Linked DNA regions of Homo sapiens: all the other regions are linked to region 2. The links are chromatin contacts, found by Hi-C or POLR2A ChIA-PET in ENCODE. All regions are on one chromosome and are shown on one strand. The core of a region is the stretch at or near the end of the contact, and the rest is flanking DNA. Distances in the headings are between cores, read along the strand shown.

Region 1 (4,653 bases), core at 1,065-3,564, 2.7 Mb after region 2:
GTAACAGAAATAAGGGGACCTCCACAAAATTTTAAATCATTTTCTTCATACTCTGAATGAAAGGTTTCTTAAGTAGAGATTAGCTATATAAAACGTTACTCCACATTAACTATGGTCTTCTACCATCTCCTATGTGACAAATTTTATGATAGATACATAAAATCCAGATATTGGCAATATCCAATTTTCCTTACCTTAAAAGTTATCAGTTCCACAATCTGTACTTGACCATGAAAGAGTATACTGGTACTTTCTTTACGGAGAAAACCTTAAAGACGGTTTCCTAAGGTGGACCCAATGGGAAATTACACAGGTTTACATGAGACAAGGTAGTAAAAGAGTAGATTAATTCGGCCGGGCACAGTGGCTCACGCCTGTAATCCCAGCACTTTGGGAGGCCGAGGCGGATGGATCACCTGAGGTCAGGAGTTGGAGACCAGCCTGGCCAACATGGTGAAACCCTGCCTCTACTAAAAATACAAAAATTAGCCAAGCATAGTGGCACGTGCCTGTAATCCCAGCTACTCGGCAGGCTGAGGCAGGAGATCGCTTGAACCCAGGAGGCAGAGGCTGCAGTGAGCCAAGATAGTGCCATTGCACTGTAGCCTGGGTGACAAGATCAAGATTCCGTCTTGCAAAAAAAAAAAAAAAAAAAAAAAAAAAGATTAATTCCTAGTAATTTCTAGTTATAAAGTATTTGGTCCTGGAATTTGCAACCTGGAATTTCTGTCCTCAACTTGACCTCTCCTCCAACAAATTAGAGAACACTCAAGGTTATATATAATTCCTTCATCAGGATTCTTTAGAAAGCAGAATATACCTAGAATGAAAACCAGAAATTTACTGGCTAAACCAAGATACTGTCCATTTTGTCCAAATACCTTTGATATCTCAAACCCACTTTTCTCCACAATACGAAAAATCCAGTTCCTAAATCCTGCCAACCCACTGTGAAAACTACTTCCAGGTTTTGAACAGGATATTCCTTTTGGTTAAGAATTAAATTACACCCAAGTGTTCAAAAAAATAATCTAGTCACATGGCTCCAAATGGGCATTTCTTAAACAACTCATAAACGGCCTATTTCACATGGAACCTGTTACAGGACATTTCCAGAACAGACATAATTAGGGCTATTCACACCAACAAAGTAACGTCACTATTACTGGCTATTAATCAGTATAAATTAATAGCCTTATGGCTGTTAATCAGTACGTGTTAGAAGCCTGGTGGTACTGAACCATACAATATGAAGATATTTACAAAAGTTACTATGTTACCTGTAATATAAAAACACAGATTTAGTAATCAGTTACAATCTCTTTCTTCACAAAATCATACACTGCACATGTGTTATTTAGCTTGTGTTTTACAGTTTCCCTTTGTTTCTTCTCTGTTCACCCTAATGAAAAATATCTGCTACTTTAAACAAAGAGTTGAAAGAGATAAGACAAGTAATTTAGAGAATCCATAAGTTTTGAGACATATAAGCCTTTCGTGTTCTCACCTTGAGAGACGAAGAGCTTTTCTACAAAGGCTGAACAAGAAAAGAAACGCACACAACAGTCTTAACCTGTGCATTTTCCTATAAAGTGAAAAGCTGAAGCAATTTCATGCCATTTAATTAAGGCTTAAAAGATAAATGCCTTTTAAATTTTTTAATTAATCCAGCTACGTACCTTAGTTCTTCACCACCCTTTGAAACACCATGCAAGGGTCCCAAGACTATCTTCCTCTTTTGGTCCTGGAGTGGTGGACGAGGCAGTACGCGAGGAATAGAAAACGAGTAAGCAAAGTAAGCGGTCCTAAGATTCTTCAAAATGTACAGCAGCCCAGATGCCGCCCATAAATTTGGAATAACCAAGAGATACTGCTGGAACCTCCCACGCAAAACAAAACGCTACCGTTTCGGAAAAGTTTCCCGTGCCCCGCCGCCGACCTGGGCCTACACTGCTGCGTTCCTCTCCGAAACCCCCTAAACTCACAGGTGTCCTCCGGGAAGGGCTAAGCAGGGCCTACCCGCACTGCCCGTTCAGAAGTTCTAAGGCCCGAGCTGGGCGTACTTGGTCGTAGCTTTCTCCCGAACCAAAGGAGGTAGTGGTGGCCCGTGGGACAGCTAGGCCCAGCTCCGGCTCCGGCTGAGATCTAACCCCCCTCACGGCTGCCAGGGGAGGAGCAACACAAGAAAAGGTAGGGGCTGCAAGGATATAGAAGGTTGGGGGCGGTGGCAAAAAGCGGAAGAGCAAAAAGTCGCCGAAAAAGCGGCGTAGAAAACCCTGTCAAAGACACCCGGAAGACCGACGTGACCCCGGATGAGAATAGGCAGCGGGGAGCGAAAGGTCACACTTCCGGTGGCCGCCTCCCTCCCACCCCCCAACCCCCCCCACCCCCCAACCCCCCCCACCCCCCCCACCCCGCCTATGAGCGCTTTGCTTGAATGCGCAGGCGCAAGACAGCCGGATTTGAAAGGAGTTTCTTAACTGCTGCCAGCACAAGTTGGGAAAGGGTTAGGACTGCACTAAGAGGGGTGGAGCAGGCAGTCGCCGGAGGGCCACTTCTGGGCCCCTTGCCTGAACTCACGTGCAGCCGTTCTAGCTGTAACAGACGTTTTCTGTGGGTCCTTCGTGTGTTGGCCGAGTGACTTGTCCCCAGAGAAGCCTTTCTTTAACCAGTGTTCCCCTAATCTTCTCCCCCGGAGCAACATTAAACTTTATCTGTTCTTTTGCCCCTCCAGTAACCTGAGAGCTTCTTTGGAAGGAAAATGCTTTCTTTGGCCGGACGCGGTGGCTCACCCCTGTAATCCTAGCACTTTGGGAGGCTGAGGCGGGCGGATCACGAGGTCAGGAGTTCGAGACCAGCCTGGCCAACATGGTGAAACCCCATCTTTACTAAAAATACAAAAATTAGCCGAGCTTGGTGGCGTGCGCCTGTAACCCCGCTACTCAAGAGGCTGAGGCTGGCGAATCGCTTGAACCCGGGAGGCGGAGGTTGCAGTGAGCCGAGATCGTGCCACAGCACTCCAGCCTGGGCGACAGAGCAAGACTTTGTCTCAAAAAAAAAAAAAAAAAAAAATGCTTTCTTTCTCTCTAAAGCCTGGACTTAGCGCCTTGCCCATAGTAATAGCTGGTATTCACTAATTCAACAAATATTTATTGATATCGCCTCTTGAGTGAGCTTTAATAATTTGTAGAAATGTCTAAATTGTTTAATAATGCAAATCTGTTAGCTGTATTCCTTTATTGTCCACTTAATGTCTATAAAATCTGACCCCTCAGGTTCTGAAATTGGTAATTTGTGTGTCATCTTTTTTTCTGATCGATCTGGTGAGGGGCTTCTCGGTTTACGGATCTCAAATCTCAAAGCCCGTTTTTGCTTTCTTGGATTTTCTCTACTGGTTTTCTGTTTTCTATTTTATTGATTTCTGCTCTTATGTTTATTGTTTCCTTTACTCTGCTATTTTTTAATTTTTAAATTTCTTGTTTTGTTTCTCTAGTTTCTTAACTCAGAAACTGATGACCATTAATTTTAGATGTCTCTTGTTTGTACAGGCATTTGGTGTGATAAGTGTCCCTCTATACTGTTTTAGCTACATTCCACATATTTTGATATATTGTATTTTCATTTTCCTTCATTTCAAAATACTTTGTAATTTCCCTATTGCTTTCTTTTTTTGACCATGGGTTTTTTGTAAGTGTTGGTCTGCAAATGTGGAGGAGTTTTCCAGGTAGCTGCCTGTTACTGATTTCTGATTTAATCCCATTGTGATCAGAGAAGGTACTTCGTACACTATTAATAATTTTAAACTTATTGACACTTGTTCTGTGGCCCAGAGTATATAGTCTGTCTTGGTAAATACTCACTGTGCATTTGAAATGAATGTGTTTTTTGCAGTTGTTGCATGGAGTGTTCTATAAATGTCAATCATGTCAAGTTGGTTGATATTAGTGTTCAAATCTATATCCTTTCTGATTTACTGTCTACTTATTCTACTAATTATTGAGAGTATTGAAATTTCTGACTATTACTGGTTTTTTTCAATTGTAGTTCTATCAATTTCTGCTTCATGTACTTTGCAGCTCAGCTATTAGTTGCATAAACATAGTTATTCTCTTATTTGTATGAATTTATCCTTTATGAAAGTTTCATTATTATGAAATTATCCACTTTACAAATGACCCTCCTCTTTGCTGATAATGTTCTTTGCTCTGAAGTATATTTTGTCTGATAGTATTACAGCTACTTAGGCTTTCTTTTGTAGGGTGTTAACATGGTATATATAAGGAAAACATAATTCCAATTCTAGATAAAGTCCTCCAAAAATTGAAGAGGAGGGAATACTTCCCAGCTCATTCTGTGGGGCCAGCATTACACTAATACCCAAACTCTAGATATTAAACAAGCAAACTATGGACCAATATCTCTCATAAACATAATATGCACAATTCTAGTCACTTTTATTTCACAGTATATAAAAAAGATAATACATTATATCCAAACAGGTGCTTATCCTAGGAATGCAAGGTTGAATTAGCATTGTATTGACCATAAAAGAGTATACTGGTACTTGCTTTACGGAGAAAACTTTAAAGACTGTTTCCTAAGGTGGACCCAATGGGAAATTACACAGGTTTACATGAGACAAGGCAGTAAAAA
Region 2 (5,064 bases), core at 2,500-4,999:
GTATCATTTTTCTGTGGTGAGAACACTTAAAATCTATTCTTTTAGCAATTTTCAATATAAACTTTGTTATTTATACAGTTGACCCTTGAACAACATGGGGGTTAGGGATGCTGACCTCCCCACACAGTAGAAAATCTGTGTATAACTTCCGACTTTCCGAAAACTTAACTACTAATAGCCTACTGTTGACTGGAACTCTTACTGATAACATAAACAGCCTATTAACACATATTTCATGTTACGTGTATTACATACCATATTCTTACAATAAATTAAGCCACAGAAATGAATGTTAATAACAAAATTAGAAAGAAGAGAAAATTTATTTACTACTCATTAAATGGAAATGGATCATCATAAAGGTCATCACATTGAGTAGGCTGAGGAGGAGGAAGAGGAAGAGGAGTTTTTGCTTTCTCGGGGTGTCAGAGGCAGAAGAAAATCTGCCTGTATGTGGACCCACACAATTCAAACCCATATTGTTTGTGGGTCAACTGGAGTCACCATGTTATTCAACAAGTCTCTCGAAAATTTTCTCCTCCTGTCAAACTAAACCTTTGTATCCTTTGACCAACAGCTCCCCAGATCCCCCAAACTCCCACGCCCACCATTCTACTCACTGCTTCTATCCGTTCAAAATTTTTAGATTCCACATATAAGTGTAAACATGCAGTATTTGTGAATCTGAAGAAATACACATAACTCACTGATGTCACTTCATAAACACAGATTTCAAATGGGCTCTCAGAACTGCTCAAAAAACCTATTTTCTTGTCAATGCATTTTCCTACCATTCTAGATTAGGAGGCAGTATAAGAGGGGTCAAATACAAGATTCTAAAACCAGATTACCTGGGTTAAAATCTTACTTCTACCACTTACTAAATACGTGATCTTGGGGAAGTTAAACTCACCAAAGCCTCAGTTTTTGTATATCTATCCCTCAGTAAAATTATCGTTATCTGTCCCTCAGTAAAATTCCTTATGAGAATAAAATGAGTTAATAAATATAAGCCAAAAATAGAATCTGGCACATAGTAAATACTATCTAATGCTTATATTGTTATCATTGATGATGATTTCACATCTTACCTTCTCTCCTCAAACCTTTTTCTCCCACTCTTTCTCTTCACTGATGGCCTTGCTTTTTATTTCATTGAAAAAATTGAAAAAGTAAGTCAAAAGTGAAGAAGTTCCACAACTTCCTATCATCAAATCTTCCAATTTACTTGCAGCTGTACCTGTCACTCTACTACCATACATAAACTGTTATTGTTCCTACAGTTAACTCCTCCACTTGGGTACCCTTCTAGTCTACTTAAGGAGTTGCTCCTGCAATTATCCCTTCTCTGCTGAATAACCCATTTTTAATTTTCTCAACCTGATCAGCATACAAAAATGTCATAAAAGTTGCCATCTTAAAAATAAAACCCTCCAACTCCACATTCCCCTCCAAATAGGGTGCCATTTCTCTGCACATAAAAAATGTCTTTCAAAAATTGTCTATAGTTGCTGTCTAGACTTCCTTCCCTCCCATATTCTCTTCACTCCGATCCCATCGCCTTTCACTTTCAGTACTCCATGGAGTCCCCATTTGACAAAGTGACCAGTAATCTCCACATTTTCAAGTCCAAAAGGCAATTCTCAGTCCTCATCTTATCTCTTTTCACACTTTCTCACTCCCTTCTTCACTTGGCTTTGAACAGAGTGTAACATTGGCCACTCTTTCTTCATCTGTTTTGCTTCACCTGCCTTCTCTTCTGTACCACTAAACTTTGGTGTGCTCAGGACTCTAATCTCTGTTCTACCTACAGTCATCACCTAAGCTATCTCAACTAGAGCCACAGTTTTAATACTATTTATTCATTGATTACTCCTCAGCTTCTTATCATATATCCAACTGTCCACTTCACATCCCTGGATGTTTGACAGTTCAAACTTAACACATCCAAACCAGAACTCTTCATTTCCTCCTTTGAAATTTGCTCCTCTCCTCGTATTTCCCACTTTGGAACTCACCCAACTCACAACTCACAACTCTACAACTCACCCAAGTGCTGAGGTCAAAAATCATAGTGCTGTAATTAACTCCTCTCTCACATCCTACAGTCCTGAGCAAATTCTGTTCATTCTACCACCAAACAGTGTATCTGACCCAACCACTTTTTACTGTCTCCACTGAGGGTCCAAGCTATCACCATCTCTCATCTGAACTATTGCAATACCTTCCCAAGTGGCCTCCCAGATTCATGTCTTTTTCTCCTCTCAACAGCCAGAGTAACCCCATAAAAATATAAATCTTATTTTGCTACCTACTCCCAAGCTCAAAACTTTACAATGGCTTTAAATCACCAGAAGAGTAGAAAAAGGCTTTACCATGGCCTACAGGCTCCACATGTTCCTGTGTAACTCTCAGACCCCATCTAATGCCACACTACTCCTCAGTCACTATGCTCCCCTTCTTCACTGATCTTTCAGTTCTTAGAAAGCACTAGCCCATTCTACATCTGCACAGAGATGTCACCTTAAACTACCCTATCCAGAGTAGCCACCCCCATCCCCAAGTCACTATCACCCATCCAGCTATATTTTCTCTATAGCTCTACAGTATGTAAAAATCATCTATTTAATTATTTAATTTACATCTATCTAACTGGTCTGTCCTCTCACATTTAGAATATAAACTGTATCAGAGCAGAAACCTTCACCCTCTTAATTTAACCGCCATATTCCCGGTACCTACAACAGCGTCTGGCACATAGAAGGCATTTTTAAACATCCTTGCTGAGTGAACCAATATCCCAGAAACCTCTCACAGCTAGTTCATCTTACAGGAGAAACAGTATTAAAGAGTTAATTAAATGGCCAGGCGCGGTGGCTCACGCCTGTAATCCCAGCACATTGGGAGGCCGAGGCGGGCGGATCACTCGAGGTCAGGAGATCGACACCAGCCTGGCCAACATGGTGAAACCCCCTCTCTACTGAAAATACAAACATCAGCCAGGCGTGATGGTGGAAGCCTGTAATCCCAGCTACTCAGGAGGCTGAGGTGGGACAATCGCTTGAACCCGGGAGGCGGAGGTTGTAGTGAGCCAAGATCGCACCACTGCACAACAGCCTAGAAGACAGAGTGAGACCCTGTCTCAGAAAAAAATAAAAATAAAAATAAATAAATCTATAAGTAAATGACTCGCCAGTCAAAATAAACGGCAACTTTAGGGTTAAAGGCCCAATCTGGCTCCAAAGCTTGGGGTTTTAGTTACTACACTACATTGCTTCACTATATTTTACAATTTACTAGCTGCTTATAAGTATGAATTAAGGCTCAGAAGTCTAATTTTCCAGACTACTCGGAGGACTCTCGCCCCACTCCACTCCACAAAGATTCAGCTCAGCGACTCCTTCCTACTCTGACCTAGCCCCGCGTCCCGCTCTCAGTGGCTTGGGCAAGAGCGCCTGCGCGGTGAGCGGGTCCCATAAAACGCATTCTGGGATTGGTAGTCCATGTTCCTCCGGTCTCCAGCATTCAAAAGAAAAAGGGGGAAAAAAAACCATGCAAATTAGATATCTCTGAATTTCTTGCAAATTAAATAAGACGCAGATTCTGGCTCAGGAAAGTGATGCAAACGCGTCGTTTTCAAAGGAGAGACCCCAGCCTCGGGTCAGGCGCGGCGCAGACAGCGGCGCGGGGTCCTTGGCTGGGCGGGGCTTGCTCGCGGTGGCTTGTGGCTCCTTCCTGCGGTGCTTCTCTCTTTCGCTCAGGCCCGTGGCGCCGACAGGATGGGTGAGCTGTTGTGGCCGGTTTAAGGGCGCTGCAAGCGGGACTTGGGGTCTTGGGGACGGGCGGGCGGATGCGAATAGAGTAGGGCGGGGGATGCCATGGAGAGGCTCCATGGGGGAGGGCCGGGGAAGCGCCGCTCCAGGAGGCACGTGGTCCGGCGCGGAAGGGGCCCATGAGGCGTGGAGGCCGCCGAGGTCGGGGTACCGAGGGACGCAGGGAGGCCAGCGCTTCCTCCCGGGCATTCGAGCGGGGCCTCGTCCTTCGGGAGAACACATTCTCCGGAGCCCTCTTCGAACGTTTATTAGTCGGTTCAGGGCAACTTGAAGGCCAAATGTTTGGCCCACAGGCCAATAAATAGTACGAGAGCCAATCGGCTTAAGGGTTTATTCCAGGTGAGGCGAGTGTCTTAGAAGATGGGAAACACGTAGATGGCGTGTTTTTACGGAAGAACTAAAATATTTAATTTTTAGGCAAGTGTCGTGGACTTCGTACTGCTAGGAAGCTCCGTAGTCACCGACGAGACCAGAAGTGGCATGATAAACAGTATAAGAAAGCTCATTTGGGCACAGCCCTAAAGGCCAACCCTTTTGGAGGTGCTTCTCATGCAAAAGGAATCGTGCTGGAAAAAGTGTAAGTCCATTGCTCCCGTCAAGTTTTAGTTTATTATAGGAATTCGAGACATGAACTTACGAATTCTTGTTTTGAAAGTAATTGCAGGTTTTTGTGTAGTAGTATTCATTTGGGCATTGTGGGGTAAAATTGCAAAGCGTTTGTTCTATTTAAAAGTTGGTAAAATTAGTTTTTGGGAATTAGGTAGTTAAGGTTTTAATTTAACGTTGGCCTGGAAGGAATTGGAGAAGATACTAGCAATGATGAAGTAAAGGACACAAACACCTTTACTGTGGGAGTTGTTATAAGTAAATGGCACGTGTCAGCTATTGAACTTTATCGACTTGATAAAACTAAGGTGAAGAGAAGTGACTTGCATCAGAATTAATTGAGGTCATACACCTAAGATTGAGACATGAAACTGCCAGTATTTGACTGGTTTTGACTTTTTAAAATAATAATTTCATATAGTTCTATCATATTTGATGGTAGAGCCATTTTAACCCAGACTTTTTTTTTTTTTTTTTTTTTTTTTGAGACAGTCTAGCTCTGTCACCCAGGCTGGTGTGCAGTAGCGCAAGACTCCCTGCAACCTTAGCCTCCCAGGTTCAAGCATTTCTCCTGCCTCAGCCTCCCAGGTAGCTGGGATTACAGGCGCCCACTACCACACCAGCT
Region 3 (4,570 bases), core at 247-2,746, 2.3 Mb after region 2:
ATTATCTGACTTGTTACACCTTGGTGTGTGTATATCTCCTTTGTGCACTGTAAACTCCCGAGGACAGAATTCATGTTTTATATATTTCTGTATTGTTCCAGAACCTTATGATGTCTAAGACATAGGAGCTGCTCAATAAATGTTTCGACAGTTTTAATGGTACATATGTTATGCATTTTCCAATTATACAGTTATTATTAATGAATTCTCATTTCTGACATATCTCTTTTTCATTTCTTAGAACTCTTGGTTTTGAAACATGTAAAAAAGACTTTAGCAGGCTGGCACTGTAATTTGAATGATTATGTAAACAGTAAGGGAGTGCCTAGCAAATATTTGTTGAATAGTAATTTTACGAAAAGTTGCAGAGGTTTCTTTTGAGTTTTAGTTAAGAAGATCCGACCATCTCAGTGGAATAGAGGAAAGAACTCAGAGGCATGACTGCGAGGGTGTCCCAGAAAGACTACTGTGCCTTCTAGAAAAAAGACCCAGCACCCAAGTTCTAACTCTGAGACCCAGTCATATGTTTGGATCATAGCATTTCCAAGACCAAAATTTCCTCTTTAATAGTTTTTCTGAGAAACTGTCAGGTTTAACGTCAAGAAACATTTAGTCTGTGCTCATTAGGCCCACAGACATGACGAGCTACATGATTTGAGGGGCCCAGTCCAAAATAAAAATGCAGAGCCCCTTGTTCAAAACTTAAGAATTTCAAGACAGTGACGGAAGAGCATCAGCCAAATGAGGAGCCTTTTTAAGCACAGAGCCTTGTGTGGCTGCACAGGTCCCAAACCTATGAAGCTAGCCCTCTTCTGTGAAAGGCAAAAGGTCTGTAGCTAGGGAGAGAAGCTACAATTCAAATATGCACAAGGGGCTACAAGAACCCAGAGCTCCTAACTTTGTAAAAACATCACAGGGAAGGTGAGTTAAGCTCATTTTTGAGGGAGCAGCTGCATAGGGAAGAAAGATATTCCAGATTGAAGGACCAGCACTGAAGGTGGGCACAATTTACCTGACGTTCAGAAATACTGTAACTTTTAAGCAGGGTTGTGCCAGTGAACATGAGGGTGAGAACAGGTTGAGGCTGGAAAGGCAGGCAGAGGCCACATACATGGGAGAAGGGGTTGAACAATTACTGAGTGCCTCCTGTGTGCCAAGTTCTTTCTCTCCGACATTGTAAATACCACAATCTTGTAAATACTGGGTCATCCCTGTTTTACAAACAGGTTAATTTAGGCATCACACAGATTTAATGTTCAAAGGGTTTGGAACACTCTAGGGATCTAATAAATATTAATATTTGAAGAATTACTGGTGGGTCTGACTTAAGGCACACAACTCTTACCCTTTAGGCCAAGCTGCTCCTAAGAGTTCTTCTTAATCCCTCCAGTCGTTGTTTCTCTCATCTCTCAAGAGCCCCCAAATTACCCTTCCCTCCCTTAGCCACGCCCCCGCGTTTCACGTGCCGGAAATTAGGAGGAAAAGTACTTCCGGGATAGTAAAGGTCGGCCCGCGCAAGATGGCGGCCCCCTTGGAACTCAGTTGCTGGGGAGGCGGCTGGGGACTCCCATCGGTTCACAGCGAGTCCCTGGTGGTGATGGTGAGGCCGCCTCGCGGGCCAGGGCGCAGGAGGAAGGGGCGGGGCTGGAGGCGCCAGGCTGACTTGCCCCAGTTTCCCGCTGCGCTGCGGGGTCCAGGAGGGCCGAGCCGCTGCACGCTGCATTGCCCTGGGCTCCCTCCCACCGACGAGTCCCAACCTGGCCGATACCCCCGCCGAAGGCCGGCGGCGACATCAAGGCTTCTCCGCTTGGCTCCGAGTTTTGTCCGCCTCACAAAGCTGTCTGGGCGGTGGAGTGAAACCCCGAAGCAAGGGGCGCGCCCTCCCTACTCTGCATCCCCAGGACCTTTTGGGGAGCAAAGTCCTCGAAAGCCGGGTGGCTGGCGCCCGCGTCCCTACTTGAGATCACGGGGAGGGATGCGGCCTCAGTATCAGTCGCCTTCTGCCTTTGGGGGATGGGGCTGTGAAGTAAAGCTGCTCTGCAGCTTTGCATTACGCACTTGGTCTAAAATGTTTGATTGCAAACTCTGTTTCAGGCTTATGCCAAATTTTCTGGTGCACCCTTGAAAGTCAATGTGATAGATAACACCTGGAGAGGTTCAAGAGGTATAGTGTAAACCTTTACACTCCCCTTTCTGCACTCTTTTTTTTCTTCTTCCATTTAAAGCTGTGAGGTATATAGCTATAATATTGAGGATTTAGTTTCTTACCGTGACCTTGGCTCTGTGTTGTTTATGGTTTGATCATTCTGAGTAATACCTCAAAGTGCAAGCGAAATCACTGGAAATTATGAGAAACGAAAATGTTCTTTAGAACCGCTCTTTGTGAAACAGCAAAAAAACCAAGACAAGCTTACTCATTTTTTCCCCTCTAAATGTGCAACTGCTATAGTTTTTAGGATATTGGAATCTCTCAGAGGAAATCACACTGTGTCCTTGTATGTAAACTGTTTTTTGATTATAGGCGATGTACCAATTTTGACAACTGAAGACGACATGGTTTCTCAGCCAGCAAAAATACTAAACTTTTTAAGAAAACAGGTGGGTGGTTCACTTTGAAGAAGTAGATTGGTAGATTGTTGATCCCTGCATGTTGGGCTTTATTTTATTTATTTATTTTTTTTTGCCAACTCATTAGACAATTGGAGATACCTGGGACAAGATGTAAAAATAGATTTGAGAATCACTGCTCTAAAGCATGAGTTCTGTGATTTGAAAGTCATATGAAGAGGTAGTCAGTTTATATTTTAATAAACTTTGCTTGAATTTTATTGAAATTTGTATGTAAGTAGATTTAATTAGCCATTTTCACTATTAAACTTATTGATAGGATTGTGTATTTTGTCACATAGTTGGTACACATTTTGTGCTGGGCATGACACCTGAGCTCTCACCAACTAGCAACTATATTATTTTTAAAAAGCTCTTAATAGCAGTTTTATGGAATAATGTATCTAAATGTTTTAACAGTAGAGAATTATGTATCCAAAATGTTTAAACATGTAAAGATTTATATGAATGGATAAGTTATTTGTTTTGCCAATACTGTACTTAAAAAAATTGTGTCAATAACATTTTGAACTTTTATAAATTGGAAGGTTTTTTCTTTTGTCTTGGGGAGAAACACAGCCAATTGGAACTGTTTCCTTCTTGTTAAAAATAATAGTTGCTTTGTTTGTACTACATGCCATGCACTGAACTAGGTCATTAACAAGCATGAAAATAATAGTAGTTAATATTGTAACATTTATTGACCATATTGTGTATGTGATGCTGTGCTAAGAACTTTATGTGCATTAAGCAATAGGTTTCACTGGATTTGTATTTCTCTTTCTCCCATTTTAATACCACGTTTGCTATTTGTAAGGAAAAATATGAATCCTGATTTGATTAGTTTTACTGTCTTTGGGCTGCTCTTTGACTTCTGAGTTTCTTTGGTTTATTTTTTTTTAATAGAAATATAATGCTGATTATGAACTCTCAGCAAAACAAGGGGCAGATACATTGGCTTATATTGCTCTCCTCGAAGAGAAGCTTCTCCCTGCAGTGGTGAGTGTTCTTAAATATTACAGTATTTTAGTAGCCTAGTTGCAAATGTACATAGTCTGTTTAGAAAAAAACCAATGAGAAAAGTCTTAAGAGAAAATTTTACTTATATGTTAATCTTAATTCCTTCATATTACTGTGAAACTGGATTCTGTTAGGCATTCAACTAGTATGTGAAACAACAAAGTAAAATAAAATGTCATGTTGGAAATTCTTTGTGGGAGATGGATCTTTTTGCTCCATGTATAGAATTGGGTGTAATTCATTCATTCAACAAATGTTTATTGAACACCTGCTATGTGTCAGGCCTTGTTCTGGGTGTTTGGAAGATAGCAGTCAACAAAACTCACACATTTAAAATAATCTTGTTTTATCCTGAGTCATTCTAACTGGAAAATTTGTATGAAGACACTTCATATAAAGATATTTATGAAAAACTCTCATGTTGATTGAGTGATCTTTCATTTAATAAAAGAACATCCTTGTAGTGTTTTTTCTCTTCTTTTGCAGCTTCACACATTCTGGGTTGAGAGTGACAATTACTTTACTGTGACAAAGCCATGGTTTGCTTCACAAATTCCTTTTCCTTTGAGTTTGATCCTGCCTGGAAGAATGTCTAAGGGAGCACTGAATAGGATTCTCCTGACCAGAGGACAGCCTCCCCTCTACCACCTCCGAGAAGTGGAAGCACAGGTATAGTATGGATTATTCTTCAAGCAAGGGCCCTAGAGAGAAAGGACAAGATAAAATGCAGACTTGAGTTTACCTAGAGATGCCTTCCTCAAAAGTAGTTTTAGAGTATCTTTTCTACTTTTGAGATATAATTTCATCCTTATTAGATATACAGAGATGCCAAGGAGTGCCTAAATCTTCTATCAAACAGATTGGGAACATCTCAGTTTTTCTTTGGAGATACGTGAGTATTCCCTTAAAAATCATTTTGGTATTTTGTGCACATATATTCAGT

What was found. A loop is a pair of places that touch in the nucleus more often than their neighbours do. ChIA-PET counts read pairs that join two places held with the same protein, here RNA polymerase II (POLR2A). Pooled maps may share reads with other maps.
Region 1: a map of CD8-positive, alpha-beta T cell shows a loop between it and region 2 (17-fold over the local background). The contact joins the promoter of TENT2 here to the promoter of RPS23 in region 2. A Hi-C loop is called at or near these places in 3 of 168 maps with a recorded cell type or tissue (B cell, CD4-positive, alpha-beta T cell and CD8-positive, alpha-beta T cell) and 11 of 50 pooled maps. POLR2A ChIA-PET finds 5 or more read pairs at or near these places in 2 of 52 experiments (B cell and activated B cell).
Region 3: a loop to region 2 is called in a map of CD4-positive, alpha-beta T cell, with 16 times the contacts of the local background. The contact joins the promoter of MTX3 here to the promoter of RPS23 in region 2. A Hi-C loop is called at or near these places in 2 of 168 maps with a recorded cell type or tissue (CD4-positive, alpha-beta T cell and naive thymus-derived CD4-positive, alpha-beta T cell) and 7 of 50 pooled maps. POLR2A ChIA-PET finds 5 or more read pairs at or near these places in 1 of 52 experiments (OCI-LY7).

The regions. Positions count from the first base shown.
Region 1 is chr5:79,610,102-79,614,754 of GRCh38, reverse strand. TENT2 (terminal nucleotidyltransferase 2) reads right to left here and starts at 2,314. Exons shown (of 15, transcript NM_001114394.3): 1 at 1,680-2,314. It overlaps LOC124901014 (a long non-coding RNA gene), which reads left to right and starts at 2,418. Exons shown (of 2, transcript XR_007058840.1): 1 at 2,418-2,613; 2 at 2,735-3,284. RefSeq lists an enhancer at 1,510-2,709.
Region 2 is chr5:82,277,039-82,282,102 of GRCh38, reverse strand. RPS23 (ribosomal protein S23) reads left to right here and starts at 3,749. Exons shown (of 4, transcript NM_001025.5): 1 at 3,749-3,783; 2 at 4,251-4,410. The coding sequence starts at 3,780. It also overlaps the pseudogene ATP6AP1L. RefSeq lists an enhancer at 3,429-3,758.
Region 3 is chr5:79,988,188-79,992,757 of GRCh38, reverse strand. It overlaps MTX3 (metaxin 3), which reads left to right and starts at 1,496. Exons shown (of 9, transcript NM_001363818.2): 1 at 1,496-1,600; 2 at 2,095-2,164; 3 at 2,522-2,598; 4 at 3,514-3,606; 5 at 4,114-4,296; 6 at 4,443-4,519. The coding sequence starts at 1,520. It also overlaps a transcript of THBS4 not described here. RefSeq lists an enhancer at 1,829-1,998.